6 separate regions of the Homo sapiens genome follow, and regions 1, 2, 3, 5 and 6 are each linked to region 4. The links are chromatin loops, found by intact Hi-C in ENCODE. Cell type or tissue: HCT116. All regions are shown on one strand.

Evidence for each region. A loop is a pair of places that touch in the nucleus more often than their neighbours do. Peaks named below come from ENCODE experiments on the same cell type or tissue, not always from the same donor. Only the 100,000 strongest peaks of a DNase experiment are listed, where the experiment ranks them.
Region 1: it touches region 4 in a loop (10-fold over the local background); 9 of 110 quality-filtered maps call a loop at or near these places.
Region 2: a loop joins it to region 4, with 12 times the contacts of the local background. A loop is called at or near these places in 6 of 110 quality-filtered maps.
Region 3: a loop joins it to region 4, with 2.5 times the contacts of the local background. A loop is called at or near these places in 8 of 110 quality-filtered maps.
Region 5: a loop joins it to region 4, with 7 times the contacts of the local background. A loop is called at or near these places in 19 of 110 quality-filtered maps.
Region 6: a loop joins it to region 4, with 8 times the contacts of the local background. A loop is called at or near these places in 2 of 110 quality-filtered maps.

The regions. Positions count from the first base shown.
Region 1 is chr7:78,585,287-78,590,286 of GRCh38, reverse strand. The region is part of intron 3 of MAGI2 (membrane associated guanylate kinase, WW and PDZ domain containing 2); the gene reads left to right. Among named protein-coding and RNA genes, the nearest start is that of MAGI2-AS2, 420 kb to the left of the region's middle. In HCT116, a CTCF peak has its summit at 2,648 (motif pointing left); a DNase peak (open chromatin) is centred at 2,696; H3K27me3 peaks cover 312 bases.
Region 2 is chr7:77,937,783-77,942,782 of GRCh38, reverse strand. PHTF2 (putative homeodomain transcription factor 2) reads right to left here. Exons shown (of 19, transcript NM_001395272.1): 12 at 4,945-5,000; 13 at 2,481-2,753; 14 at 2,124-2,255; 15 at 1-83. Among named protein-coding and RNA genes, the nearest start is that of DDX3ILA1, 50 kb to the left of the region's middle. In HCT116, a CTCF peak has its summit at 1,951 (motif pointing left); a DNase peak (open chromatin) is centred at 1,951.
Region 3 is chr7:78,131,514-78,136,513 of GRCh38, reverse strand. MAGI2 (membrane associated guanylate kinase, WW and PDZ domain containing 2) reads left to right here. Exons shown (of 22, transcript NM_012301.4): 17 at 1,308-1,493; 18 at 3,454-3,625. Among named protein-coding and RNA genes, the nearest start is that of DDX3ILA1, 140 kb to the right of the region's middle. RefSeq lists enhancers at 1,043-1,542, 1,543-2,044. In HCT116, a CTCF peak has its summit at 2,015; a DNase peak (open chromatin) is centred at 2,033; H3K27me3 peaks cover 67 bases.
Region 4 is chr7:78,921,841-78,926,840 of GRCh38, reverse strand. The region is part of intron 2 of MAGI2 (membrane associated guanylate kinase, WW and PDZ domain containing 2); the gene reads left to right. Among named protein-coding and RNA genes, the nearest start is that of MAGI2-AS2, 85 kb to the left of the region's middle. In HCT116, no CTCF peak of the experiment used is centred here; a DNase peak (open chromatin) is centred at 2,030.
Region 5 is chr7:78,508,062-78,513,061 of GRCh38, reverse strand. The region is part of intron 4 of MAGI2 (membrane associated guanylate kinase, WW and PDZ domain containing 2); the gene reads left to right. Among named protein-coding and RNA genes, the nearest start is that of MAGI2-AS2, 500 kb to the left of the region's middle. In HCT116, a CTCF peak has its summit at 2,289 (motif pointing left); a DNase peak (open chromatin) is centred at 2,261.
Region 6 is chr7:77,649,784-77,654,783 of GRCh38, reverse strand. LOC105375363 (a long non-coding RNA gene) reads right to left here and starts at 1,443. Exons shown (of 3, transcript XR_927695.3): 1 at 1,045-1,443; 2 at 787-925. In HCT116, a CTCF peak has its summit at 3,027 (motif pointing left); a DNase peak (open chromatin) is centred at 3,063.

The sequences.
Region 1 (5,000 bases), 340 kb after region 4:
CCTAGCATGGAGAAGAAGGCAGAATTAGCGTTCCAGGGCACTCAGCTCCTCAGTGACTTGTGCTTGGATGGCTGAAGCTTCAAATTGCTATGCTAAATACATCAAGTAATTCACATAGGTAATAAATTTAGGAACACAACAGTCTTCCTGCAAAACTACTCCCTCTTCTGCCTCTCCCTAAGAAAGAAAAATATAATTTCAACTTTGTCTTCTCTCTTTAAATTGTTCATCATTGCTTTAGGGTACACAAGCAAATGTTTGTTTTATTCCTGATCTCAATTTACACTGTTTTCTGAACTCCAGTTTCATAGCAGTTTGTCAATATTATCTTTCCAAAGGAACCAAGCAAACTGCCAGAATGCATTTCTAATGGCCTCCTGGTGGTAATTAAAATGTCATTTTTGAAATAATAACCTGCTTGTTGTACCTGACTTGAAGTAACTGCTCAGTTTTACTTAGACTGCATTACTCTTTCCATATTGAAGACCTATATTTAAAGTAATCAAAGAATGCTATATTTCTTGAAGTGTAATAAAACCCCAGCAAATTTGACATGTACCCTTTCTACCATGGCTACGTGCATGGAGCATTTGCAATGCAATTTAGATCACACCTGGTATTGCTTCTCGGCCTTTTGGCTAAGATCAAGTGTAGATCACACCTGGTATCTTTGGGGCTCTATTCTTCCCTGCCACACCTCTCACTCACGGAATTAGGGTCGGAAAGCAGATTCAACAAATTATCTTAATATGACCATCAGGAAAATCTCCTCATCCTAATCATAGAGTGGAGTGGTAATATAGGATAGCAGTTGTTTGAGAGGAAATATGGCATAGCAGTTATGTGCATAGACTCCAGAGCCAGGCTGGCTGGGTCCAAATCCCAAATCCATCACTTATCAACCATGTACATTCTGGACAAGCTGTTTAGCTTCTCTGTGTTCAGTTTATCTGCAAGATATTGAGAATGGTACCTCCCTCACTGGGGTTTTGTGAGTTAATTTATGTAAAATTCTTACATTAGTTAGTGCCTGCCACATAATCAGCACCGTGTAAGTGTGAAACATGATGGTGGTGATGGTGATGATGATGATGATGAAACGTAGATTTGCTTGGTGAATTTTTGAGTATCTACTTCAAAACATTTATGGCCAGACCGTAAAATTATCAGGAAACAGCTCTGTGATAGGCTAGGAGTTTGGGAATACAATAGCAATTCTTTTTGAGATAAACCACATAGGAATCCTGGTTTAAGAAATCACTGGTGTGGCCTTCTGGACTGAGCCCTTTCCTGATAGTTAAGAAGCTTGGGAATTCCTACTTGTTCAGTTCCTGACAGTGGGCAAGTCATTTCTCCCCTTGAACCTCTATTTCTTTATTTGTAAAATGAAGATAGTGTATTAGATGAATTCGGAGGTGCTTTTCAGCTCTAAAATCCTATCTTTTTAATCAGCTGTTTGTAAATCTGATCACATTTGGAGCACACTGGGAAAAACTTGCCACTTTAAAAAGTACAATGTGACAACTGGGAAAGTGCTTTATTATGGCAAATTCTCCCTGTTGATTCTAGCTTGTTAATGTGGCTGCTCAAAACCCAAGTTTATTCACAGCCAGCACACCTACATTGCTATTCCACAAATGCCTGAAGCTGGAAGTAAGAGGCTCTGATAGGAGCTCAGCCAGTCATCTGCACCAAGCCCACAGTCCTCTCTGGGTTGGGCATGAATGCACCTGAGTGGTGCAAGTTGTTTGAGACTGACTTGGCAGCCTTCACTCTCGGAAGGTTGCCTGGTTTCTAACTTCCATTTGCACATATGTTATCTGCCTCTGCCTCCTACTGAACAGCCATCTACCCCTCCCCCTGCCACACACTGGCTTGTAATAACTATGCATATTTCACATCACCCAAATGATTTTGAAGTTATTAATTATATTAAATTGTCTCCTGGGGAGAACCCATACACATACACACCAATTCATGCTTTGAAGGTAAACATTAAATTTTTCTGTGCCAAAGAAAATGAAAAGGGAAGAAATACGATAATTGAGATGAAATCTTCCTCCAGTTAATTGTCACATAACAAAGATGATAAAGTGTCGGGTGGAGAGAAAAGAGGGCTAACGTTGAACAAGCACCTATTCTGGGAGGCCTGTGACACTCGATGTTGTTCAGCAATGTTTTATTTCATCATTAGAGGATATGCATTGTATTCCCTACTTTACTTTTTTTCCCAAAAAGTTTCACAAAGATTCCTTGTCTAGAGTCACACACAGCCAGTAAACAGCTGGCATTCTGGAATGTGACATTACCAGAGGACACTTCACTATGCTTTCTGGAGGTCTTCAAGACATCCATCTTGTAATTCTTTTAAATTCCATTTTGTTCATCTGTAACCAATGTAATGAATACCCATTTTATTTATACCTTTATGAACATACGATTATAAATTCTGAATCTTTATAAGAAGAGATGTCATATTTGTTGGTAAAATTGCCTTGAATTTACCATATTCTTATGATTTAAGGTTGGAGAAAGGTTTTATGTGCTACGGCCGAGTATTTGCTCTCTACAGTTGAAATCCAGACAAAATGTGGAGGATGATACATGACATTAGCCAGTAAAATGTAATCAAATGGCACGAGCGTCATCTACTGGTTGGGTTGTCCCACCTCAGAAACACTCAGTTGGACTGTATAAAGTGATTAAATTTTGTTTGCAAATGCAATCCAGAAAAATATATCCACTTCAGATACCTTTTTAAAAAACAATAACTGAAACAGATACTATTAACTGGAAATCTACAGACAAATAGGACAAAATGAACCACTTTTTTTTAATGAACTGCATTTAGATGAATAAGTTAACTTAAATATAACTAGCAATTTGCAAACAACAAATAGCTGTAAGTGCTCTGTGATTCTTTGGTAGCTTCCCCTCACTCCTCATTAGACAGTGATGAAAGCCCTGGTAAAAATTCTTAGCCAGAACACCCATTAGGGTGACTATTATCAAAAGAGAAAAAAAGGGGGGATAAGGAAAGGAAAAATAATAAGGTGAGGGTATGGAGAAGTTGGAACTCTTGTACATTTCTGGTGAGAATATAAAATGGTGCAGCTGCTATGGAAAACAGTATAGTGGTTCCTCAAAATATCAAAAATAGAACTGTCAAACAATCCAGCAATTTCACTTCTGGGTATATACCCAAAAAAATTGAAAGCAGGATTTTGAAGAGACATTTGTAAAACCCCCGTGTTCATAGCAGCATTATTTACAATAGCCAAAAGGTGGAAGCAACCCAAATGTTCATCAGTGAATGAACAGATAAACAAAATGTGGTATATACATACAATGGAATATTGTTCAGCCTTAAAAAAGTAAGGAAATTCTGAAAAATGCTACAACATGGATGAACATTGAAGACATTATACTTAGTGAAAAAGGCGAGTCACAAAAGGACAAATACTGTATGATTCTACTTATGTCAACTACGTAGAGTGGTCAGATTCATAGACAGAATATAGAAGGGTGGTTGTGAGGACTGCAGGGAGAGAAGAATGGAGAGTTCTGGTTTGATTCGTATAGTTTGAGTCTGGGAAGATGAAGAAGGTTCTGGAGATGGGTGGTGGTGATGGTTGCACAACAATGGGAGTGTACTTAATGTCACTGAATAGTATACTTAAAAACAATATGGCAAATTCTTTGTTATGCATATTTTATCATCTGAAAAAAAGGTGGAAGTTGGGCAGGAGAGAAGAACATAACAGATTGTGTTAGTTCAGTCTGCCTTATTGCCCAGACTTGAATTTACCCATGTTAAAACTTTGAGCCTTTTCTTCTTCTTATATAAAATGTTAATCATAGGGAGAGAATCACAGTTATTTGAAAGGATCAAATAAATTCTTAGATGTTATGGGTGGGGGTGTTTGGGGGGGACTCTTAGCTGGAACTCCTGCTCTAAGTCCACAGTCTTTTCTACTTTTCTAGTTATCACAGCTAAGCTAGCCAAAGTTCCTTCCTTGTCAGTTCTGAGACACTAATTGCATAGAGTTCTTCAGTTATCCAGAGAGGGAGGAAACTAACATTGCTGAATGCTGAAGATGTGCAAGTGTTGCAACAATGATCTACTTACGCAATCTCTCAGCTGTAGAGCACGCTACGCTATTCCCATTTTGCTAATCAGGTAACAGGTTGAGAAAGACAACCATGATTATACAATTTGGTGCACTCGGTCATCATTTAATGCAGGTAATACAGCCAGTATATGAGTCTACTTTGTCTACCTAAAATAGAAAGGAGAGGGTAAAGGAGACAGAATGTTATCACGAATTGAGCTCCTGTGGTGTATTGATTACTGGTTCAGATTTCCCAGACTTGCCATTCTCTGGGGTTCATCTACGTGATCTCCATAAAGGTGATCATCTTCATGAAGTTAGCAGTTGCTTACATCTGATCATGCAAGACTGTAAAGTAACCCCACCCTCTCAGTTCCCTTTCATGTATTCCCATTCCCTTCCCAAAGTATTTCTGATATGTGGTGTCACATCTATGCTCTCCAACCAGTGAAGTCAGCTATAGGGTGCCTGCTAGACATAATGCTGCCATTGCTTCCCCTGGGCACCTCTTGTTATCACTGCCATTGCCTTTGCTGTTTGTCTTCCAGCTGCCATGGCACTACCAGCCACCAGCCACCCTTCACAGGTGCTGCTCTCTCAGCTGCACATTGCCACTGGTTTTAAATACCCCTTCTTCTTTCACTAGGTGCCACAGTCCCCCCGGTTCCTATGCTGCTGCCATTTCCACTTTCAACTACGTATCAGGCAGAGACACCTTATCTCATCTCAGTCTCAGGTAGAGACTGCAGTTCTTCCTGGGTACAGTCACTATTGCACTGGAACCTTCAGATACCTGAGTATGATGGTCAGTGCCTATTTGGAAGAGAAAAATTTTTCTTCTATTCTGATAACCCTTGTAAGATGAGTACCAAAGTGAAGTTACCGGTG
Region 2 (5,000 bases), 980 kb after region 4:
GCACAACAGATAAATACAACTGAGATAGTCAATAAGAAAGCAGATGAAACTATTACATCAACTGATCGCTGAGGACCTCGACGCTGCAGGGTGTGGGTGGAAGGGAGAAAAGGAAACATTTTAAAATATATTTACTAATCAGCAGATAATTTCCATGGTTTCAATAAAGGTGTTGACTCATCACCATCAGTTGATCACAGCCCACAATGTTGAATATACCTAATTTGTTAGGCAAATTTTAATGATAGTGTTATGATTTCCTGAGGAATTGCAACAGAGTTAAAAGGGTATCTATATTTATATAGCATAAAATTATTGGTATAACTTTCAAATACTTCATTTTGTCAAACACAAGTCATTTATTCGACAAATATTTCTTAAGCACCTGCTTAGCACTAGATACTGTGCTGGGTGCTACAAATACAACAGAGAACAACACATGGTCCCTCTACCTTCACAGGAACTAGGAGGGGAGTGAGACATCAAGTTAATAATCACAGATATATGTGATAAATTGTGATGAGTGCTAAAAGGGAAAGACATAGGATGCTTTGAGATACTTGGCAGGGAGACTTCATTTAGATTTGAGGGTTAGGAGTGCGGGCCTGTGAAGATCTCCCTAAGGAAGTGATATTTACACCAAACTAAGGGGGAGGGGCAGGGGCATGATGGCACACAGCAGTGTTCTAGGTAGAAGGAAGGGCATGTGCAAGAACATAAAGCAGGACAGATCACAGCTCATGTAAAGAACGGAAGCAGTCTAAAATGGTTGGAATGTAGTGGACTAGGAAGGAGAGTGTTTCAAAATGAAACAAAAGACAGGTGAATAAGGGAGAACTTAGATCATAAAGGGCATTATAAACCTTGTTAAGATTTTGTGCTTTATCTTAAGAGAAATGAAGAACCTCCAAAAAGTTTTAAGAATATAGGGCCAAATATACATTTTTAAATGATCACTGGTGGCAGACTGAAGAAAGGAATGAAAAGAAGAAATGTGAATGCTGGAATGCCAGGTAAGAGGTAACTGAAGTAGCATGAGGTAGAAGATGATTGATGGTTTCAATGAGGGTGGCAGAAATGGAACAAAGAGAAGCAAATGGATTCAAGATATATTTTGGGAGCAGAAAAGATAGGAATTGGTGATAAATTGGAGACTAGAGATTAAACTAGGATAATTCCTAGGTCTGGGCTTACATTCCCTCACTGAAGTATAAGCTTACGTATGAGGGTAGGGGCTTTCATCTCATCAACAATGAATGGCACATGGTTAACATAAATAAGTGTTTACGGAATAAAATAATCAATGTACAAAAGAATGTAACACCTGCTTAGGGTTGACAATGGAGGAAATTTTGGACGAATTCAAGCGATCAGATTCATCCCTCCATACAACAGATATGTCATAGGAAAAAAATATCCATGCCAATTTGCAGCAGTGACACTAAGTAAGCTAAATTTAACAAGTTAAATTAATAAACAGAACAATGAATTTTTTAAATATAAGAGTAGAGAAATAGGGCATTATTATTATTAGGGCTTCTTTGATTATTATTTCAAAATATAAAGCATTAAAGATCTAGGTATGTCAGAGGATGATTGGTCTTCAGGTCAACTTTACTAAGATACAGACAGTGCTGTGAATAAATATCATTGGAATTTGCATGATTACTCCATATATAATGACATTCTACTGCTACTTAATGCAATAACAAGAAGTAATCCTCAGAAAAAAAGTGTTTTCCTAAAACCAATTTAGATGTTTCCCTCTTCCCTCCAGAGTTTTTATATCATACTTCCATAATTAGGAAAATTACTCAAAAGATTAAAGGAAAATAATGACATGAAAAGAATGACACTGAATTGCAAACTAATATTTTAAAATAGTAATAGGTCACTTCTGTGAGGAAACTCATTGGTTATTTTTTTTAAATTCTTTTTTAAGTAGTGGGCTCCCTCTGCTGGCTTGTGACAACCAGGCTAGTAGAAACAAAATCCCTAATCCAGTTTTTGAATGAGTAAAAGCTGGTTACTATACATCTAGAGACAAATATATATTGATAAAGAAACTGGAACTATCAGAAAGGGCCAGCATGTTAAAGCTACTTTTATCACTCCCATTCTACCTTAAGATAGGAACGGAGAGATAGCCACATTTTTATATTCTGTACTTTCTTCAACCGGAAATGAGGAACCTCAGATTTTCGAGCCCTCCTTGCAGATGTTAAATGTCCAAAGAGTTTTGCAAAAAGTAATCGCTAAAAAAGATTAAGATGAGGATTAATTTTCAAGTAGATTACCACAGAAAAACAAAATTAACAAAATATGAATTGTTAAGATTTTATTTGGTTAGGTACTATAAAAGCAAAATAAAAAATAATTAGGTAAAAATGATATAATGAAATAATAAAGTACTTCAGGAATACTTTTAATATTATGAAAACGATAAAATATTCTTATTCGGAAGTCTACATTATACCCACCTGTTTATAAGTTCTTTCTGCTACACAGAGCAAAAAAAAGAAAATCCACACAAGAGACACGCGAACCACAAAACTTATTATAACCATAGAAAGAACTATGACATCTTCATTAGAACCAAATGCAATCACATAAAGTTCTGAAGCAGAATGTGCTGTGAGTTGTTCCAAGTCTGTAGCTTGAGAAAGTCGGAAAACAAATGGAGTTAAACCCAGTATGAGAGAGACTGCATTTCCAAAAATCTGGTATCCTATTCCTGGTATATGGCTGTTCACCTTGAGGGAGCCAGGGGAAGAGAGAGAAAAGAAAAATAAAATTATACCATAAATTTTATCTACAGTAGAATTATTTATAGCAATATGAAATCATTTGTTAAAATATACTCATTCTGAGTAATTTGAATCCCATTCAAGTTTGAGAGCCTACTACATATAAAATGTCATTAATTCTTCAGATCTTAAAAACAATTATCAGATCGCTAATTTACTAAGTAGATGGCAAAAGGACTGTCATCCAGATCTTGAAAAAAATTTATGTATTTCATTATTTCAAGTTAGAAATATTCATAAATACTGCAATATTAAAGAGAATGAGATCTCATATCCACTGAAATTCAGTTCATTGAAGAAAAAACTCAGCATTACACTTATTTCATACGTTTGTACATTTGTAACTTGAGGTTTTCTTTCTGTTTTCTTTTTTTTTTTTTTTTTTTGAGACAGGGTCTCACTCTATTGCCCAGGCTGGAGTACAGTGGCACAATAATGGGCTCAAGTGATCCCTCCCAACTCAGCATTCCTAGTAGCTGGGACTACAGGTATACACCACCGCCCCCAGCTAATTTTTTGGGTTTTGTAGAGATGTAAAGACAGGGTTTCACTATGTTGCTCAGGCTGGTCTTTAACTCCTGGGCTCAAGCGATCATCCCTCCTCTAGCTCCCAAAGTGTTGAGATTACAGGCATAAGCCAACACACCCAGCCGCTTACATTTCTCTTTGAATAGTCCAATATATAAATAAGTGTCTCCTTAAACTCTAAAAGCATTTTAGAAGAGAGATGATAGAAGGAAGAAGAAATTAAACAGAAAGGGAAAAAGGTGAGGGAATTATTTTAAAAAAGGAAATTAGATAATGGGACAATATAAAAGCTTCCAGTATGCTAGACTGGCAGAACTAAAAGAGATCTTAACTATCATGTAGCCAACTTTTTATAATATATATTAGATAAATGAGACCATTGTAAGTTAAGTGATCTGCCAATTCACAGGTAATTAAGTTACAGAGCACAAACTAGATCCAAGATTCCAGAGACTTCCCCGTCAACTGCTTTTAATTGCTCACACTGAGATATGTTATAGGGAGTATTATCAATTTCTAGACCCAGTTATTATAATTCCTGTCTTACACAAAGTGTGGAGAAGAGTTCAAGCACAATAATGCACCAAAGAAATTTAGAAATTGCAAGTTAAAAACAAGTCCAGAGAAATCAACACATTTTATTTTATTTTATTTTTATTTATTTATTTTTTGAGACGGAGTCTCGCTCTGTCGCCCAGGCTGGAGTGCAGTGGCGTGATCTTGGCTCACTGCAAGCTCCGCCTCCCAGGTTAATGCCATTCTCCTGCCTCAGCCTCCCGAGTAGCTGGGACTACAGGCGCCCGCCACCACGCCCGGCTAATTTTTTGTATTTTTAGTAGAGACAGGGTTTCACCACGCCTGGCTAATTTTTTTGTATTTTTAGTAGAGACGGGGTTTCACCATGTTAGCCAGGATGGTCTCGATCTCCTGACCTTGTGATCCGCCCGCCTCAGCCTCCCAAAGTGCTGGGATTACAGGCGTGAGCCACCGCGCCCGGCCAATCAACACATTTTAAAAATCAGTAATTATCTGAAAAAAGAAATAATAGAAAATAAAATTTTAATCCACAGTATTTCAATTAGACTTCTTTGAACTACTCAAGACTTTTACCACTATCTGCATTACTTCTATATATTTAAGTAGGTAAGCAAGTATGAATGCAAATTTACTAGTTTGATTTTTTCATGTCTTAAGTCCTATTAAACAAATGAACCAGTAAGAATGATACAGAAAAATAAGTCTTTTTAATTATTTTTTTATTTTTAAAGTTCTTGTAACAACAATCTCTAGTCCAAAGAAAAGTCTTTATTAACACCTGTATATATCTAACAAGCTCCTGAATTTCAAAAGAAAGAAAAAGATAAAAGAGAAAAATTATAGACCGTATCATCTATTCTTGGTCAGATAAGTGAAAACACTAGAAGATGAGAGTGGTTTGGTGACAAATCACTGTTTAAATTACAGACAGAAACAAATACACACATGTAACTTTTTTTTCAGGGTGAAGAAATGAGGTCAGAAGGTTACTAATATAATATTCCAGTAATTATCTTATATATAATTACTAAGTCTTACCCTTGAACTACAAGAATAAAATTTAAAAACTCACTCTGTTCATTATCATTCCACTGATTTCAAGTACAGACATGTCTGCTTTCTTACAAT
Region 3 (5,000 bases), 790 kb after region 4:
AACATTTACACTGAAGTCAACCTTCTAGGAAAAATCTGTATTCCCATGTGTGTGGCTCTCCTCACACATATAAATAAACAGTAAAAAGAAAATAGGCCGAGCATGGTGGCTCAAGCCTGTAACCCCAGCACTTTGGGAGGCCGAGGCAGGCGGATCATGAGGTCAGGAGATCGAGACCATCCTGGCTAACACGGTGAAACCCCGACTCTACTAAAAATACAAAAAAATTAGCCAGGCGTGGTCGCGGGCGCCTGTAGTCCCAGCTACTCGGGAAGCTGAGGCAGGAGAATGGCGTGAACCCAGGAGGCAGGCAGAGCTTGCAGTGAGCCAGGATCGCGCCACTGCACTCCAGCCTGGGCGACAGAGTGAGACTCCATCTCAAAAAAAAAAAAAAGAAGAAAGAAAGAAAAGAAGTGTACATTGTTTTTAAAAGACGTATAACATTTTACCAATCCTAAACATTTTTATATTTTAATATTTTGACAGTTGGAGAGCATCTTATAATCAATGGAGCATCATTATTTAGTTAGCAGTGTTTCTTTTTATTTTTTTTCCCGTGGCATATAAAATAAAGGTGTGTCTTACCATCCATGGCATTGTAGATTTGAATAAATGCATTATGTATCAGACATTAGCAAGATATCAGCACCATGTAAAAGTAAATCAAAAAGAAGAGGTAAGATGTGACAACACACCAACCTTTATAGCTTAGTACATGAGTGGGAAGGTGGTTATAACTTCTTTACCAAGTGGCTACTACCCATTTAACACATATTTCTTTCCTTCCTTGTTTTCTCCTCTCAATAAAATAATAAAAGGATAGAAATTGAATTTCTGGCATTTATTGTAGCTTTCTTAAATTATTGATTATTGTCCCTAGAATATGAGCTCATGGGGCACAAAGTTCTATGTGGTCCTCAAACACTCATATATATTGGAATCTCCCTAGGAGCTTCTTAGAAATTCATGGTCCTCGCCTCCTGCCTGGACATTCTAACTCAGACAGTCCCCAGTAAGGCCCAAATAGCTGTCTTTTTAACTCTAGGTTAATTATGATCACCCCAAAGTTTGAGAACCCCTGGTCTGTGTTTGGAATTGGCCTATCACTGCAAAGGACTTGAATTTAGAAACTTTGGTCTCAGTAGTATGCACAGGACCCCATTTGATAGAAATTAGTGTGATTTCAAAAGGCAAATACACTGACGAAGGAAGGAATTCTGACATTTCATTGTTTCCTTTGGGGCTGGGACTGAAAGAACATGTATTGGTGATGTCCCTGATACCTATTTCTGTTGGGGTTTTTTTAGCTGTGCCCCATAAAATCGGACGCATCATTGATGGGAGTCCTGCAGATCGCTGTGCAAAACTAAAAGTGGGAGACCGGATCCTAGCAGTGAATGGCCAGTCTATCATCAACATGCCTCACGCTGACATCGTGAAGCTCATCAAGGATGCAGGTCTTAGTGTCACCCTTCGCATCATTCCTCAGGAGGGTGAGTGCCTGAGGCAGCCTTGCAGAGAGGCGGCCAACACATGGACACACTCACCGGGTGTTCTCAGCCTGCCCGCCAGGGTCGCGGAGTGCACCTGCCTGCCGTCACTGTGGTGTCAGAGTGTCAGAGGTTGATTATTATTTCCACTTTTGCAAAAACTCACACTCAGTTGCAATCCATATCTTGTTTACTCAGTACCTGTTTCATTCAGAGGTCAAGCTATGTGACATTGCAGGCTAAATAGTGTGAATTCCAAGACGCCAGGTTATTCAATCATTCCCTGTGGGCCCCCACTTTTATGGTTATATTAAGTCAGAATTCATTCAACAGAGGTGACAGAGTTACAAATCTGAAAAAAAAAATTTATGTTAACAGTAAATCTCTAGAGGATTCCTCAAAGTCAGATTGATTTTGAAAACGTGAAGTTTTGTGGTATAAGGAGAGCTCATTTAGAAAATGTTGCATCTGATAAGAATTTAAAATTCCCACTGAGCCTTTTGAATTTGTCTGTACAAGGACTCCCCCCTGAGGCTCAAAAGAGTAGTGAACATCACAATTCATAACCATGCCCTAAGGGGTCATGGAGCTGTGAACATCACTGCACCAAAAATTCACCATTTCCAGAGACAGTGGGTTCATGACTAGTTTCTGGCTGCTGACTCATCAACGATATTGAAGAATTCCATTTCTGGAGCTCACTGATGAGTGTCCCACACAGAGGCTGATGGGCTCACTCAACTTGGTACCCTCTGTTTTATTCAGCCCCCAATTCCATTTTAGGATTATCTGACATGTAGGCAGCAAATGGCTAAACAGCCACTTGACTTTAAATATAAAACAGTAGTTCTCAACGGGGGTGGTTTTGTCCCCCCAAGGGACATTTGGTAAAGTCTGGAGGCATTTTTGACTGTCTTGATTGAGGTGGGCATGCTGCTGGCATCTAGGGGGTGGAGGCCAGGGATGCTGCCAACTATCCTAAAATGCACAGGACAGCCGTCCACAGGAAAGAATTACCCCACCCAAAATGCCAACAGTGCTGAGTCTGGGAAACCCTGATATAAATGGAGAAGGAATTAAAAGATTTGGACTGTGGGGAAAAAAGGGGGGGGAAGAAGAGTTCATAGGGGAATGCTAATAGATCACCTCCCTTTTCTTACCCAATCAAAAAAAGAGAGAGAGAAAAGAAAATGGCCATGCTGCTTTATAACCTACTATCTCCAGACACCAACATGTATAAGCTATTCAATGGAAATTAACTGCAAACAAGATTGCTCGCTGAAAATCTAAACGCTTCTCAGTTTTCTGAGTCTGGAATGTGTCTGTTGGGCCCTTATTCCAATATATAGAGTCAATTTCAGTTGAAAATTTGATGTTATTAGCAAAGAATTCCAGAAGCAATTATTTAATAGAATAGTTTTGTGACTCTTCCTGTGTCCAGGGTTCTTTCTTCTTTCTGGAAAAGTGTGGAGTCCAGTGGGCTATGAGGCAATAAGACTGACAAGGGATGAGGAAAAGATTGTAAAAAACATTTTTCTTTTTATGGTTCATTCCTTATCCACACTTTGGAAGACTCTTCAGGCTGTTTATTACAAGCAAAAACTGGTGGCGGATCCATTTTCTCTCAGCAAGCGATGCTGCAAAAATAGAGTATGTTTTAGAGCTTAGTCCTTTGAATAATTTTTTTCATAGTTTTATGAGGTTTTTTGGTAATCTTTTCTTCTGGCAGAATGACAAGATACTGTTCATAGCCTTGTTCTGCAGTGATCATTAATGAAAGAATACAAATATCAGAAATGGTATTAGAACTTGATAAGATTAACCTGCTATCTAAAAACCTAGCAGAAACGGAAATAACCAAAGCCTGAGCCATCAGCAGAGGCAAAGTCACTGCCTCTAGTCACTTCTTTCCCCTTATCAACACTAACCTGACTGCATCTGCCGCTTTGGTTCTCCATCGCAGAGCTCAACAGCCCCACCTCGGCACCCAGCTCAGAGAAGCAGAGTCCCATGGCGCAGCAGAGTCCCCTGGCACAGCAGAGTCCCCTGGCCCAGCCAAGCCCAGCCACCCCCAACAGCCCCATCGCCCAGCCAGCACCACCTCAACCACTTCAGCTGCAAGGACACGAAAATAGGTAAAATTTCCTCTGACTTTTGTGATTCTGAGAGGTGATAGGGTGGGGAAAGGAGGGAGTATTTGGGGACAGCACAGGACAGGCAGAGAGAGAGACTTTTATAAAGTAGAAATCGCCGTGCATACCTTTGTGTGATTTCGAGGTTGTGTGTGTTATAGATATGGTTTTATTAGTAAAGATAGCTGAGTGTCTGTCCTTCACAAAGAGAGATGCTTTCCTGCAGAAATGGTGAGCAGTTGCAGATGAGTAGGGCTTAACAGCTGAAGAGCATGTTAAAGAGAGTCCAGAGTGAAGAACTTACTCAGAGGCCCCCTGGCAGGCGCAAGCCTGCAGTATGCACGATGGAAATGCGGCCAATATATGGGGTGGCAGAAGGAGAAGAGTATGATGTGAGATGAAGCCAGTGAGGGTGGCTGGGGCCCACCCTAAAGGGCCTTGTAAGCATGCTTACTTAATGTTTTGATCTTTAAGTGCAGCGGGAAGTCATTGAAGGGTCTTCAGCTGAGGACTGCTATCATTGGATTTGCTTTATAAGAAGGCCTCTCGGTCTGCCCTGCAGAGCGCAGACAGGAGGCTGGCAGGGTGAATGCAGGTTAAGCAGTTAGGAGGTGGCTGCAGACGTCCATTGAACCACAAAAGTCATGGCTCAGAGAATGATGATGATGTGGAGGTAGGGAGAATGTTGAAGGATTTGTAGGCATTAGTAAATATTAGCAGCCAGTGTGGTGGCTCACGCCTATAATCCCAGCACTTTGGGAAACCGAGGTGTGAGGATTGCTTGAGCCCAGGAGTTCAAGACCAGCCTGAGCAACGTGGTGAAACCCCACCTCTACAAAAAACACAAAAGTTAGCCGGTTGTGGTGGTACACGCCTGTAGTCCCAGCTACTTGGGAGGGTGAGGCAGGATAATCACTTGAGCCCAGGAGGCGGAGGTTGCAGTGAGCTGAGAACGTTCCCATTACACTCCAGCCTGGATGACAGAGTGAGACTCTGTCTCAAAAATAAAATAAATTAGCATTTTTACTGATTATAACAACCTTACATCCTCCTACCCACAATCTAATGAGGTTCTTCTATTCCACACATAGCATTAGAGATAGGCATCATAGACTAATGAATAAGACACTTTGAACTTCCAGAAAAAGACTGTCATAAGAACAACATTGTCTTCTTATTGTGACTTGTATATAACAGGGAGCCTGGGTTGGGTTCAGCCATTAAAGAGAAAGATGAAGACATGTTCCCATGATGCTTTCTCGCTTTCCGTGGGAAACAAACAAACAAAAACAGAACAACTCACAGAAACACCTCTGCATATAAACCCCTCACTGGCCTTTTTAATGATTCTAATGTTTTCTGAACATCTGCTTCCCAT
Region 4 (5,000 bases):
AAAAAAAAAAACCTTTTCCCCACCAAACACAAAGATTTCTCCTACACAGTTTAAATTACAAAAGGAGACTGGCCCATGGTCTCTATTTAAAATGTAAGTACTGCAGAGAAAAAATAAATCATTAACTCATTTCTTAGTTTATTTTCTTCTTTATGTCCATCCTCATTCCATAAAAATTTGAGACCATAAAAGAGGCTTTATGTTTTTTGGCCAATTTATGTGAAGTGTTTTTCAAACTTTATTTAACGAGGTTCTTGGGCAGGAGGAATCTTGGGAAGGGCATTTGGAATCTTGAAGGGGATGGGAAGAGGAAAGAAAGACAGGAACTGTATGGATGGCATAGGGCAACTGGGAGACTGGAGGCAACTACAGGCAATTCTGTCTGTTCATGATTGTGCTTAGAGATGGTTCTGTATTCATTGTTTGCACTGAATCAAATCTGCAGTAGGTTTAGAAAGAATTCTTTGAACTCAGGAGGAAGATCTGTAGGATGCATACCCAGAACGTATTTATCTGCTACCTGCTTTTACTAGGCATTATATGGAGTTCTGGAAATGGGGAGAGAAAATCCACAAATAATAAGCAGACTCTGCTTTTTAATTTCTTCAAGGATCTTCAAGGCTAACATAAAAGAGCAGTCATAAAGAAAAATAAACTGTAATTAAAAAGTTGAAAAAGGATTAATGGAGTGAGAGAAGCTCATTGGAACTCTTAACAGATGAGGGAGAGAAACATTGGGGTAGGGGTGAACAGAACAGTTACAAAAGTGGTAGAAATTCGGCTGGATTTGAAATAGCGGTGAAGATTTACATGTACAAAATGAAAAGTATGAGAACAGTATTTTAGTCAAAAACAGTGACTAGGCAGGGTCATAAAAAAGCAATGGGCATGTAATGTGAACAGCAATCATTCTCAAATGTTTGGTATTAGGACACCTTTCCACTCTTAGCAGTTATGGAGGGCTTTAATAAGCTTTGGCTTTTATGGGTTATACTAATGAATATTTGCCACATTAGAAATTAAAACTGATGCATTATTAAAATATTTACTAATTTATTTAAATAATAATAAGCCATTATATTTTAACATAAATATTTTTTGAAAAATACATTTTGCAAGGTAAAACAAATATTTTCTTCAATTCTCTTTAATGTCTAAATTAATAGAAGCAAGACCAATGGATTCTTACCTTTGCTTCTGCATTTAATCTGTGGAGATACCACTCATCACACACTTCTGGAAAATTCCATTTTTATAAAAGCTAAAAAGGCAATTAATATCTTAGCATGCATATGGTTTTGACCATACAGGAGTCCCCTAGGCCACACTTTGAGACCTATTGGATTCGAGGTTAGTATATAAGAAGGGGAATAGCAAGATGAATGATGGAAAGTTCAGAATGACTAATATCTACAATATTTAATAGAGAGGCATACAAATTCCACATGCTGGTAGAAATAGAACCAATTTCCCAAACTTTAAAAGTATATCAAATATCTGTAACCTGGCTTTTCAGACAGTGCTGATAAATATCTGGTAGGCAGAAATCATTTACCTTTATATCAAATAGTTTCATCTTTTATAAAATGGCTTAAAGTCATATCAAAGGGATTGAAAAATTAGTGTGATGAATCCTGAACTGCCATTGCAAACTCAAGGTCGCTTTCCCACTGGAGTTCTGGCCAATATATTTTGGGATGCGTAAAAGGGAGCACAGCTAAATTACTTAAAATAAAAATGTGTTCAATCCAGACATGAAATTTGAGACTTGACCCCTGGCCACTAAACCAAGACTCTAATTATCTTTTAGGGTTAATTTCAGTGGCCAAATCACATGTCAAAATAAAGCACCTTTCCCTATCTAACTTTTGAAGGATTCCTCCAACCTGGAGAGCACAATTATTAAAGCATGACCTCGAAGTAAAAGTAGGGGACTTTAAATTTAAAATCCAGTGCTTTGTTCCTAATAATAATAATAATAATAATAGTAGTAATAATAATAATAATGTAGAAGGGATTTCAGCAAGTATTCCAGTAGGGGGAACTGTTGTTCAACAAATGAGAAGACGACTGGGCTTTTCCTGGGCAATAGGCACTGATCCTAGAACAGGGAATCCTCCCTAACTCATTTATGAGGCCAGCATCATCCTGATACCAAAGCCAGGCAGAGACACAACCAAAAAAGAGAGTTTTAGACCAATATCCTTGATGAACATTGATTCAAAAATCCCCAATAAAATACTGACAAACTGAATCCAGCAGCACATCAAAAAGCTTATCCACCATGATCAAGTGGGCTTCATCCCTGGGATGCAAGGCTGGTTCAATATACACAAATCAATAAATGTAATCCAGCATATAAACAGAACCAAAGACAAAAACCACATGATTATCTCAATAGATGCAGAAAAGGCCTTTGACAAAATTCAACAACACTTCATGGTAAAATCTCTCAATAAATTAGGTATTGATGGGACGTATCTCAAAATAATAAGAGCTATCTATGAGAAACCCACAGCCAATATCATACTGAATGGGCAACAACTGGAAACATTCCCTTTGAAAACTGGCACAACACAGGGTTGCCCTCTCTCACCACTCTTATTCAACATAGTGTTGGAAGTTCTGGCCAGGGCAATCAGGCAGGAGAAAGAAATAAAGGGTATTCAATTAGGAAAAGAGGAAGTCAAATTGTCCCTGTTTGCAGACGACATGATTGTATATCTAGAAAACCCCATTGTCTCAGCCCAAAATCTCCTTAAGCTGATAAGCAACTTCAGCAAATTCTCAGGATACAAAATCAATATACAAAAATCACAAGCATTCTTATACACCAATAACAGACAAACAGAGAGCCAAATCATGAGTGAACTCCCACTCACAATTGCTTCAAAGAGAATAAAATACTTAGGAACCCAACTTACAAGGGACGTGAAAGACCTCTTCAAGGAGAAGTACAAACCACTGCTCAATGAAATAAAAGAGGATACAAACAAATGGAAGAACATTCCATGGTCATGGGTAGGAAGAATCAATATCGTGAAAATGGCCATACTGCCCAAGGTAATTTATAGATTCAATGCCATCCCCATCAAGCTACCAATTACTTTCTTCACAGAATTGGAAAAAACTACTTTAAAGTTCACATGGAACCAAAAAAGAGCCCTCATCACCAAGTCAATGCTAAGCCAAAAGAACAAAGCCAGAGGCATCACGCTACCTGACTTCAAACTATACTACAAGGCTATAATAATCAAAACAGCATGGTACTGGTACCAAAACAGAGATATAGATCAATGGAACAGAACAGAGCCCTCAGAAATAACGCCGCTTATCTACAACTATCTGATCTTTGACAAACCTGAGAAAAACAAGCAATGGGGAAAGGATTCCCTATTTAATAAATGGTGCTGGGAAAACTGGCTAGCCATATGTAGAAATCTGAAGCTGGATCCCTTCCTTACACCTTATACAAAAATTAATTCAAGATGGATTAAAGACTTAAACGTTAGACCTAAAACCATAAAAACCCTAGAAGAAAACCTAGGCATTACCATTTAGGACATGGGCATGGGCAAGGACTTCATGTCAAAAACACCAAAAGCAATGGCAACAAAAGCCAAAATTGACAAATGGGATCTAATTAAACTAAAGAGCTTCTGCACAGCAAAAGAAACTACCATCAGTGTGAACAGGCAACCTACAAAATGAGAGAAAATTTTTGCAACCTACTCATCTGACAGAGGGCTAATATCCAGAATCTACAATGAACTCAAACAAATTTACAAGAAAAAAACAAACAACCCCATTAAAAAGTAGGCAAAGGATATGAACAGACACTTCTCAAAAGAAGACATTTATGCAGCCAAAAGACACATGAAAAAATGCTCATCATCACTGGCCATCAGAGAAATGCAAATCAAAACCACAATGAGATACCATCTCACACCAGTTAGAATGGCAATCATTAAAAAGTCAGGAAACAACAGGTGCTGGAGAGGATGTGGAGAAATAGGAACACTTTTACACTGTTGGTGGGACTGTAGACTAGTTCAACCATTGTGGAAGTCAGTGTAGCGATTCCTCAGGGATCTAGAACTAGAAATACCATTTGACCCAGCCATCACATTACTGGGTATATACCCAAAGGACTATAAATCATGCTGCTATAAAGACACATACACAGTTATGTTTATTGCGGCATTATTCACAATAGCAAAGACTTGGAACCAACCCAAGTGTCCAACAACGATAGACTGGATTAAGAAAATGTGGCACATATACACCATGGAATACTATGCAGCCATAAAAAATGATGAGTTCATGTCCTTTGTAGGGACATGGATGAAATTGGAAATCATCATTCTCAGTAAACTATCGCAAGGACAAAAAACCAAACACCGCATGTTCTCACTCATAGGTGGGAATTGAACAATGAGAACACATGGACACAGGGAGGAGAACATCACACTCTGGGGACTGTTGTGGGGTGGGGGCAGGGGGGAGGGATAGCATTAGGAGAAATACCTAATGCTAAATGACGACTTAATGGGTGCAGCACACCAGCATGGCACATGTATACATATGTAACTAACCTGCACATTGTGCACATGTACCCTAAAACTTAAAGTATAATAATAATAAAAAAAAGAAATAATCTGATGCCAAAAAAAAAAATAAAAAATAAAAAATAAAGAAAGAAAGAAAGAAAGAAAGAATCAAGTGTACTCCATGGCATAACTTTGCTAAGAACCAACTGATAAAGCATGTCTGTTGCTTTTTCTTGGTGATAATCTCAGTCTAACGTAGGAAATCATATTTCTTCATGGCCAAAGGAAGAATTTGTTTTTCCCATGTAGTTAAAGGTGATGGCTCTGGAGGCAATGGTATTAGAATATTAAAATCTGGGCCGGACACAGTGGCTCACACCTATAATCCCAGCAATTTGGTGAGGCCAAGGCAGGCGGATCACCTGAGGTCACTAGTTCAAGACCAGCCTG
Region 5 (5,000 bases), 410 kb after region 4:
TTTTAAGTATGTCAACATTTGTATCAGTTTCTTTCACCCCAAAGTTTGTTAAGAATTTGGGGGACTTGTTTCTTTATGATAAATATCTTTAGATATTTTCTTCTCCCCTGTTAATCTAAAATAATTTCCTCTACTAATCTTTCTGTGATTCTTTTCAATTTAGTTTTAGGAAATGTTTTCCTTGTCACCTTCTACCCACAGACTTTGAATTTTCTATTTTCATAATTTTCCATATTGTTCTTTTAGTACTTCAAACAATTTGTAACTAATTATGGGTTTTAGATATAGAAGAAAAATAATTGTGAGGCACGAAATATGCATTCTCAGTAATTCACATACCCCTGGCTAGACCCTGAATAGAAGAGATGTAATTTGCTTATAAATGTTACATATATATTGAGAGGCCGAGGCAGGTGGATCACAAGGTCAGGAATTCAAGACCAGCCTGGCCAACATGGCAAAACCCTGTCTCTACTAAAAATAAAAAAATCAGCCCATCGTGGTGGCACGCCCCTGTAGTCCCAGTTACTCGGGAGACTGAGGCAAGAGAATCGCTTGAACCCGGGAGGCGGAGGTTGCAGTGAGCTGAGATCGCACCACTACACTCCAGCCTGGGCGATGGAGCAAGACTCTGTCTCAAAAATAAAATAAATTCTAAAAAATTACATATATAAATCATTTCTTCACAGGCTTGGGGATTTCTGCTTCCTGGATTGAGGTATCATCCCAAAAATCAGAAGCACAGTTAACCATTACACTAACTTTCCCTAATTCTAATATCTCCTTCTAGACTTACGTTTTCTCCCTGGCCTCAAATAATAAAGGGAAGCGGTTGTTTACATCTGCAAAAATATGGTATAGATATATTTGCCACACTGTTTAAAGGCCACACCCTCTTTATACTCACACCTTTTTTTTTTTTTTTAATTTATTTTTTTTGAGACGAAGTCTCGCTCCATCACCCAGGCTGGAGTGCAGTGGCACGATCTCCGCTCACCGCAAGCTCCGCCTCCCTGGTTCACGCCATTCACCTGCCTCAGCCTCCCTAGTAGCTGGGACTGCAGGTGCCCGCCACCACCCCCGGCTAATGTTTTTCTGTTTTTGTTTTTGTTTTTTGGTGTTTTTTTTTTAGTAGAGACGAGGTTTCACCGTGTTAGCCAGTCTGGTCTCGATCTCCTGACTTTGTGATCCACCCACCTCGGCCTCCCAAAGTGCTGGGATTACAGGCATGAGCCACTGCGCCCAGCCTCATATCTTATATATTAATTATAATGAATTTTTTTTTAGCACTTAGAACCACTTCAGAGCACGAAGAGTCAAAAACTGACTAAAAGTCAATAATCAATTTGCATAGAAAAATCTCTGAAGGGTCACAAAGATAATTATTACTGCTAACTTGATGGCTAGAGCCCTGGATTTTAAAGCTTGCTTTGCACTGTTTTCCTCCATTGTGTTTCTGGATTTTGTACCATGTGCATGTTTCACTGTGTCAAAAAAAAAAAAAAAAAAATTTATATATATATATATAAAAGATGGTGAGCAAAAAAAAGTCACTATACAATGTGCAAATATTTTAGTACCCATATTAGAATTCTTCTCATTTTAGAAGGTTTAGGAAAAGTAAGAAAATGGATAAGAGCATTCTTTGAGCAATAATTGACAATCTGGACTTCTTGATGAACTGACTGTGTAGAATGCGTGACTGCTCCCTTTCTGAAGACACTGAAATGTGTCCTACACTTTTCATTACAGAGTATAATCTATAGTACAGCCACGATGAAAAATCAATTATATAAGTTTACAAATAATTATATTAGAAATAAAATAATCATAATTTCCCATATATAAAAATCAACACAATCATATTTTTCTTTTGTCCAAATATCAACCCTGAAGTGTTGATTTATTTACAAGAGCCTGTAGTTCAAATTCTAAGCCAGCTTCCAGCAGTGAAGCAAACAGTCCTCCCACCACAATCCAATAAAACCTTAGATCAATATAACAAACACACTTTTTAATGGGATTATTGGGTTTGCACAAAAGCATGGAGAAATCTTTAAGCCCCACCACATCCAACACAGTGGCCACTACCACAAATGAGCAGAAACCAGAGTGAGGAGGAGTCAGTTATAAGCAGACTAGAAAGCCAAAGTTGCTCTGGGGGTATATGAGAAGACCAAGCTTTGGACCAGTATAAAATTGGGGAGCTGCGTTTCTGATTTTGCTTTAAATCAGTTGCTCTCAAAGGTGCCAAAGTGATGCCAAGTTTGTAGCTCGGTAGCAGCCCCTGGTGCCCAACAAAAGCAAATGCAGAACTCTAGAGAACATAATAGAGAACTTGAAAAGAATGCATGGTTTCTGAAGATTGCTTTTCCTCCTTTAAATTACTTAACCCCATTACATGTCTCTATTGAGGAAGAAAAGCTCAATTGATGCAAACACCTTTTAAAGAAGAAATACCACCTTTATGTATATCCTTTTCTGACATTTGCATTACTTTTTGAAAACCCCTAATCTAAAAATTATAGAAAATTGACCATACCTTTTGTTTCTGTAGGCAGAAATCATTTAAATTGCTTGACCAATTTAACTACTCTATTTAGTATTATAAATAATAGAATTCAGTGGTAATAATATACAACATTTACTGAACACCTACTATATTCTAGCAGTTTACTACTCTAAGCACTTTATAGATAAGTCTCATCTAATCCTTATAGGTAGGTAACTTCATTATCCCCATTGTACAGTTAAGAAAATTGAAGCATCCACAGAGTTATTAAATAACTTGTTCAACCTCCCACTTTAAAGGACAGATTCAAACCTAGGTGGCCTGACACAAGCCTTAACTATTACGTTCTACTGCTTCTTATGGAGACTGTTGTTATCGGGGAATTTTTAAAGGAAACGTAAAAAAAGTTTACATTTCAAATTATTCCTATTCTCTTTATGAACTACAAATATGTTCCCTGATCCTTTTTTTCTCTCAGCTTAAATGTTTTCCAGCCATGCCTACTTCCAAAGAAATAATATGAAGACAAGGAGAAAAAATTATTGGATTTCTTAAAAGTTGTCACATAGCCATTATAAATATAAATCACAGGGTAAAATAAATTTTGGAAATTCAAACTTTATGACAGTTTAAAGGAATAAATTTTTCTATCTACCTTAAAAACAAATCAATTATTTTCCCTCATTTCAAAAGACGGCAGTTACAGAAAGCTGCATGTTAACTGTATACATAGACTGTGTCACATGAAAATATGGATAAGATATTAAATGTGTATTCTTCTTCTTGAGATGGTTTTATCTTGGCTTCTGGTTATTCTTTAATGAAACTGGGTGGGAACGTTGAAAACCATGACATTCTAACTTATCATTGGTCTTGTACCTGAGAAGCAACATGTTAGATACTGGCAGGGCAATAAACAAGAAAGCAAACGGAATGGCTGCCATGCATATTTTTGTAATATCAAAACCTTAGACTGTACCAGAACCATAGAATTTATAAGGACTGAACTAAATGCACAAATACATACATTTATTCTCTCCCAATTAAACGCTTTCAGTTCCTGCACTATGTACAGATCTTTGAGCCCTTCTGAATTTCTTATGGAAAGGAGAAAATTATATTTACTGAATTCAACAAAACCCTCAGGGCAGGCAAGATGAAAGGAATTAAATTTCTTAATTCTTCACAACAGTTAAAGTGTAGGTATTAATAAAATATGTTTTTATAGATCATTGTTTATAAGACTATATGTTATAAATGTCTGTTTCGTGCCCCAATGTTTCTATAGAATTTCTAGGAATTCTATTTAACAGTCCTAGTCCCACAGAAAATTTTTACATCATTAGCATCCTTTAAGAAGAGGTGTTTCTTCTTTACTGAAATATTCTTTGTTTTTATTGTCAGTGAAAAAAAAAAATTCTTGTTCTGGTTTGAACGACATCTAAGAGACACAGAAACGCAATGGGGAATGCACAAAAAATGTCAGTGTTTGATAAAGTCTGTTCGTTTTAGCAGTAAATAAGGAAAACATTATATTTTACATATGAAGCTGAGGCAGGAGAATCACTTGAACCTGGGAGTCAGAGGTTGCAGTGAGCCAAGATCGCCACTGCACCCAGTCTGGTGACAGAACAAGACCCCGTCTCAAAAAAAAAAAAAAAGACTATTTTTCAATTTAACAATAAAAGCATACTGAGAAATGCATCTTAAAAGTCAAAAAGGACAATTTTACTTAGCCACTTCCTAATCAAATATAGCTTCACGCCACTATAAAAAAGGTAAAACATGCATGGGTTATTTGGCTCCTTCTCCCTAGTCAGAATTTAAATAGTCCAGAAATTCTCAAACCACAGATCTGATATATATATGATGTGTGCGAGAGCATGCTTACATGCACATTTTTCTCATCAGGCTGCATGGGACTAGGAATACTCGCAGGAGTAGCTGACACAGGCAAGCTTGGTTGGCGTGTAAGGTCTGGTTATTTCCCTCCCATTATTACGAAGTTTGCTCGGTTCTTAACGGGTAATTTCTTAACAACTTACACAATATCCAATATATGTCATTTTTAAAAAATTTAAGCCGATACAGAAGAAAGATATATTATCTAAAATGCAGCAAAGTTAATTTCTATTTTCCATATTAATCAGGGAAACAAATATGATATAGCATGAAACAATAATTTGCAGTCCTTGAGATGTTAAATATTGGTTCAGTGGACTGCACAGTGAACTGATCCAGTACACCATTTTATGAGTTGAATTGTGCCCCCACCCCCAGATTCATATGGTGAAGTCCAAACCCCCAGTATCTCAGATGGTGACTTTATTGGGAAATATGATCATTGCAGATATAATTAGTTAGGACGTGGTCATCCTGGAGTAGGGGTAGACCCTTCATCCAGTATGACTGGTGTCCTTATAAAAAGAAGAAATTGGAACCCAGATGTGCACACAGGGAAAATACCATGTGAAGACTGCAATTATGT
Region 6 (5,000 bases), 1.3 Mb after region 4:
AGGCTGAGGCAGGAGAATCACTTGAACCCAGGAAGTGGAAGTTGCAGTGAGCCGAGACTGGGCCACTGCATGCCAGCCTGGGTGACAGAGTGAGACCCTGTCTCAAAAAAAAAAAAAAAAGAAGGATTTTTAGACTTGTGCTAACTCCCAATCATGGGCTTAAGACTTTCACAATAAAAATCATTATGTGTATATATCATTCTAGCCTTAAAAAACATAATTGCTAAAAGGACTATTAGAATGCCTTTCTATTTTACAGTCTGGGTAAATGCTTTCCCAGACTTAAGAGCTTCTTAGAGAGTTTTATCAAACATGCAGGCACATTTCTGATTATTTAAGGCTTAAGACTTTGGAAATTCTTTGGCATTTAGCTACAGCCTTTTGACATTTTTGCTGTTCATTACCAGTACCGTGCTGTGGAAAGGAAAAGAGAAGGGACACACAAGGTGATTTTATACACCTACAAACAGTGGAAAAGTGATAGTGGATAGGAAAAAAGTAGAATCTACATGAAATATTTGTAGATTTAACTTATGTTCTGTTCTCCATTATTGTAATTGTTTGTGTCATACATTGCTGCATAATAAACTACCGTAGGCCAGGTGCAGTGGCTCGTGCCTGTAATCCTAGCACGATGAGGGGGTGAAATGGGAACATTGCTTGAGGCCAGGAGTTCAAGACCGACCTGGGCAACATAGCAAGGCCCCATCTCTACATCTGAAAAAATAATAAATTAGAAACCTACTATAAAACATAACTTTAAAAGAACACTTAATGATTTCTCACCATTCTGCATGAGGGCGCTGCTGTATGACTTTCTTCCATGTGATGTGGGTTGGGACTTGTTGGGAATCTCCCCACGTGGTCTCTCATCCGTCCATGGCTTAGCCTGAGCTTCTTTACATGCCAGCAGGACCCCAAGAGACTGAAGCAGAAGGTCTCTTAAGGTCTCAGAACCAGCCCAGAAACACATCTGCTCATTTTATTGGTTAAAGCAAGGCACAAGGCCAGCTCAAATACTAGGGCTGGGAAAACAAACACTACCTTGATGGGAGGAGCTGCAAAATATTGTGGCTATGACTTCCAACACACCTCAGTAGCTGATCAAGTTGACTGTAAAATTAAATTGGACAAAATTGGTAAAAATTCCAGATTCTGACTTCTGCCAGACATTTATTCCATTTTGCATTTATCCCATTTGCATTTATTCCATTTGCAGATCTGCAGATTAGGAAGTAGACAGAAACAGTAAGAAAAAACACGTGGATAGTCTTAATCACTTTTCAAGTTTTTTTTTTTTGGAGATACAGGTTCTTGCTAGGATGCCCAGTTTGTAGTGCAGTGGCTATTGACAGATGATATACCACACTGTGGCCTCAAATTTCTGGGCGCAAATAATCCTCCCACTTCAGCCTCCTGAGTAGCTGGGACGATAGGCACATGCCACTGCGCCCAGCTTCAAGAAGTTTGTTTTTTTTTTTTTTTTGAGACATAGTCTTGCTCTCTTGCCCAGGCTGAAGTGCAATGCCGCGATCTCGTCTCACTGCAACCTCCGCATCCCGGGTTCAAGCGATTCTTTTGCCTCAGCCTCCCAAGTAGCTGGGATTACAGGGGACTGCCACCACACCCAGCTAATATTTGTATTTTTAGTAGAGATGGAATTTCACCATGTTAGCCAGGCTGGTCTTTAACTCCTGACTTCAGGTGATCCACCCGCCTCGGCCTGCCAAAATGCTGGGATTACAGGTGTGAGCCACCATGCCTGGCGAACTCATAGGCTTTAAAACATATGTCTTGGGGACTGGGCGTGGTGGCTCACACCTGTAATCCCAGGACTTTGGGAGGCCGAGGCAGGCGGATCACGAGGTTAAGATATCGAGACCATCCTGGCTAACATGGTGAAACTCCGTCTCTACTAAAAATACAAAAAAAAAAATTAGCTGGGCACGGTGGTGTGTGACTGTAGTCCCAGCTACGCAGGAGGCTGAGGCAGGAGAATCGCTTGAACCCGGGAGGGGGAGGTTGCAGTGAGCCGAGATTGCACCACTGCACTCCAGCCTGGCCATAAAGTCTCGTCTCAAAAAAAAAAATTACACACAATATATATATATATATACACACACACACATACATACATACACACGTGTGTGTGCGTGTGTGTGTGTGTGTGTCTTGGACTCACGCCTGTAATCCCAGCATTTTGGGAGGATGAAGCGGGTATATCACTTGAGGTGAGGAGTTGGAGACCAGCCTGGCCAACATGGTGAAACCCTGTCTCTACTAAAAATACAAAAATTAGCCGGGTATGGTGTCAGGCGTCTGTACTCCCAGCTACTTGGGAGGCTGAGACAGGAGAATCACTTGAACCTGGGAGGCAGAGGTTACAGTGACCACAGATCATGCCGCTGCACTCCAGCATGGGCGCCAGAGCAAGACTGTTTCAAATAAATAAATAAATCATAAAATAAAATAAAGCTTATCAGTGACCCTTGACTTAACTAGCCCCTTTTTCAACTGAGTTAACTAGCACATATGTTTCTTATCCATTAAAGCCTGTATTCCTATCTTCTCTGAAATGTAGAAGCATATAATAGGGTCAGTAGTTAAGAGTGAGGATTTTAGAATAGGAGCTAGATTTAAATTGTGGCTTTGTACTACTTTGTGTGACTTTATAAACATTATCTAAAGTCTGTATTTTTCAGATTCATTCATAAGACAGTCTACCTCATGAGGTTTTTGTGAAGTTTGAATAAATATGTATACAGAGATTAGCAGTGTCTAGCACACGGAAAGCATTCAACAAGGTCAATGATTTTTATTTGACAGGCCTCAGTCTGCAGGAACATATATTTAAGCTTTAAGATTTGCTCAAGCCTCTTGCAAAATGGTCTATGGGGCCTCTGGCAGTAGGGACTTCATATACACTCCCAAACACTGAAGCCACCCAAACAAGCTTTTGTACTAAGCTCTCTGAATTTCGAGTGACTTTTCTAAATTTTTTGACCCATAAATTTCCTCTTGGTTTGCTTTGCTGCCCTCTTCTGGTGGAATGGCAAAAGAGTTAGATGACATTTCCAATCCCTACTGCCACTCAAACTGCTAAAAGCTATCAATATTTTGAATCCTTAGTCAAAGAATCCAACTTGCAAAAATCTCTGGCCTTACATTCAAGTCAATTCAAATGAAAATAAAGTCTAAACGTAAAGCTTCTACCTATGAATTTCAATTTATTTCTATTACATGGAAAGTGATATTGGTAGGTAGAATAATTATTAAAATGGACTACTCATTTTAGGTTGAAAAGATCTAAGAATATTTTGTTATTCTGAATGGCAACAGAAAATTCCTTATAAACTGCATTTCACTTTTCTGAAACAGTGAAATGTGTACATATAGAGTCTTAATTTTAAAAAACTTTTTTCCTAGGCTGGGCACAGTGGCTTACGACTGTAATCCCAGCACTTTGGGAGGCCGAGGCGGGCGGATCACGAGGTCAGGAGTTTGAGACCACCCTGGCCAACAGAGTAAAACCCCATCTCTACTAAAAATACAAAAATCAGTCGGGCATGGTGGCACATGCCTGTAGTCCCAGCTACTTGGGAGACTGAGGCAGGAGAATCGCTTGAACTCGGGAGGCAGAGGTTGCAGTGAGCCTAGATCATGCCACTGCACTCCAGCCTGGGCAACAGAGCAAGACTACATCTCAACAAACAAACAAACAAACAAACAAAAACCAACCAACCAAACCAAAAAAACCCTTCTTTCCTAACGTTAACATCAGCTAATCTCTATATCTTCCAAACTATAATACCTATGTATTATCCTGGTATTTAAAAATTTTAGCATAGAAACTGCATGCAAAATGTTACTGTGTACTTCCTTCAAATACAATGAGAAAGGTAAATACTTAGCCTAATACAGAAAATTATTTAAATCACTTTAACAATTTTCACATTGTTTTGGAAGATATTGTAAACATTCTAGGCTAGGCATGGTGGCTTATGCCTGTTAATCCCAGCACTTTGGGAAGCCGAGGCAGGAGGATCGCTTGAGCCCAGTAGTTCGGTCTGGGCAACATGGCGAAACCCCATCTCTACTGAGAAATACAAAACTTAGCTGGGCGTGGTGGCATGCGCCTGTGGTCCCAGCTACTCGGGAAGCTGAGGTGGGAGGACTGCTTGAGCCTGGAAGGTCAAGGCTGCAGTGAGCCATGACTGCTCCACTGCACACTCCAGCCTGGGTGACAGAGTGAGACTCTGTCTCAAAAAGAAAAAGAAAAAGAAATATTCTAGGTTGTATATAGACAAAGCTAAAATTTAGAAGCAAATGTGCAGAAAGTTTGTACATTTGAATTTTCATTAAACTGCTAATCCTACTGTAGAATTTTGTGATCAGAAAAACATTTCCTTGGTCCTTGATTTTCAGAAAAACATATTTTAAGGAGAAATATACATTGTTTTCTTGTTTACTTCATATTGGCTGTTTGGGTATAAATCTGTAGAAGTTAAAAATATGTTCTTTTTGAAGTATTGGCAAGAGTTCTAAAGTTACAAATACTAGTACATTAAGTCATGATAACAGCACTTATGCCACGTTATCTCTACAAAATGTAAAATGACTGGAATCTTTGGAATTCCCTTCCCCCACTAATTCAACAAAGCTCAGATTTGTCGTACTTTAGAACAGAGAGACTATCTCCTTGAGCTACCCAAGCATTGCTGCTTTTACTGGTCAAATTATTTACGATCTGAATATTGGTCATTTGCATATTTTATAGGAATTATGCACCTTGGAGACAAGGGAACAGGTTGCAGCAAATCTGTTAAAAATACAGTTTATGTTCAAAACTAGATCTACTTTCCATGTTTAGCACAATATGCAAGGGTTGCTTATTGAGTGGAAATATGCCAAAATCTGGGTTAAAGCCTTTGCAGTTCTCTATTTGCCAGAATGAAAACATGAATTTCTGGCCTTTAAGGCTGTGTAACGAAGACCCAGAA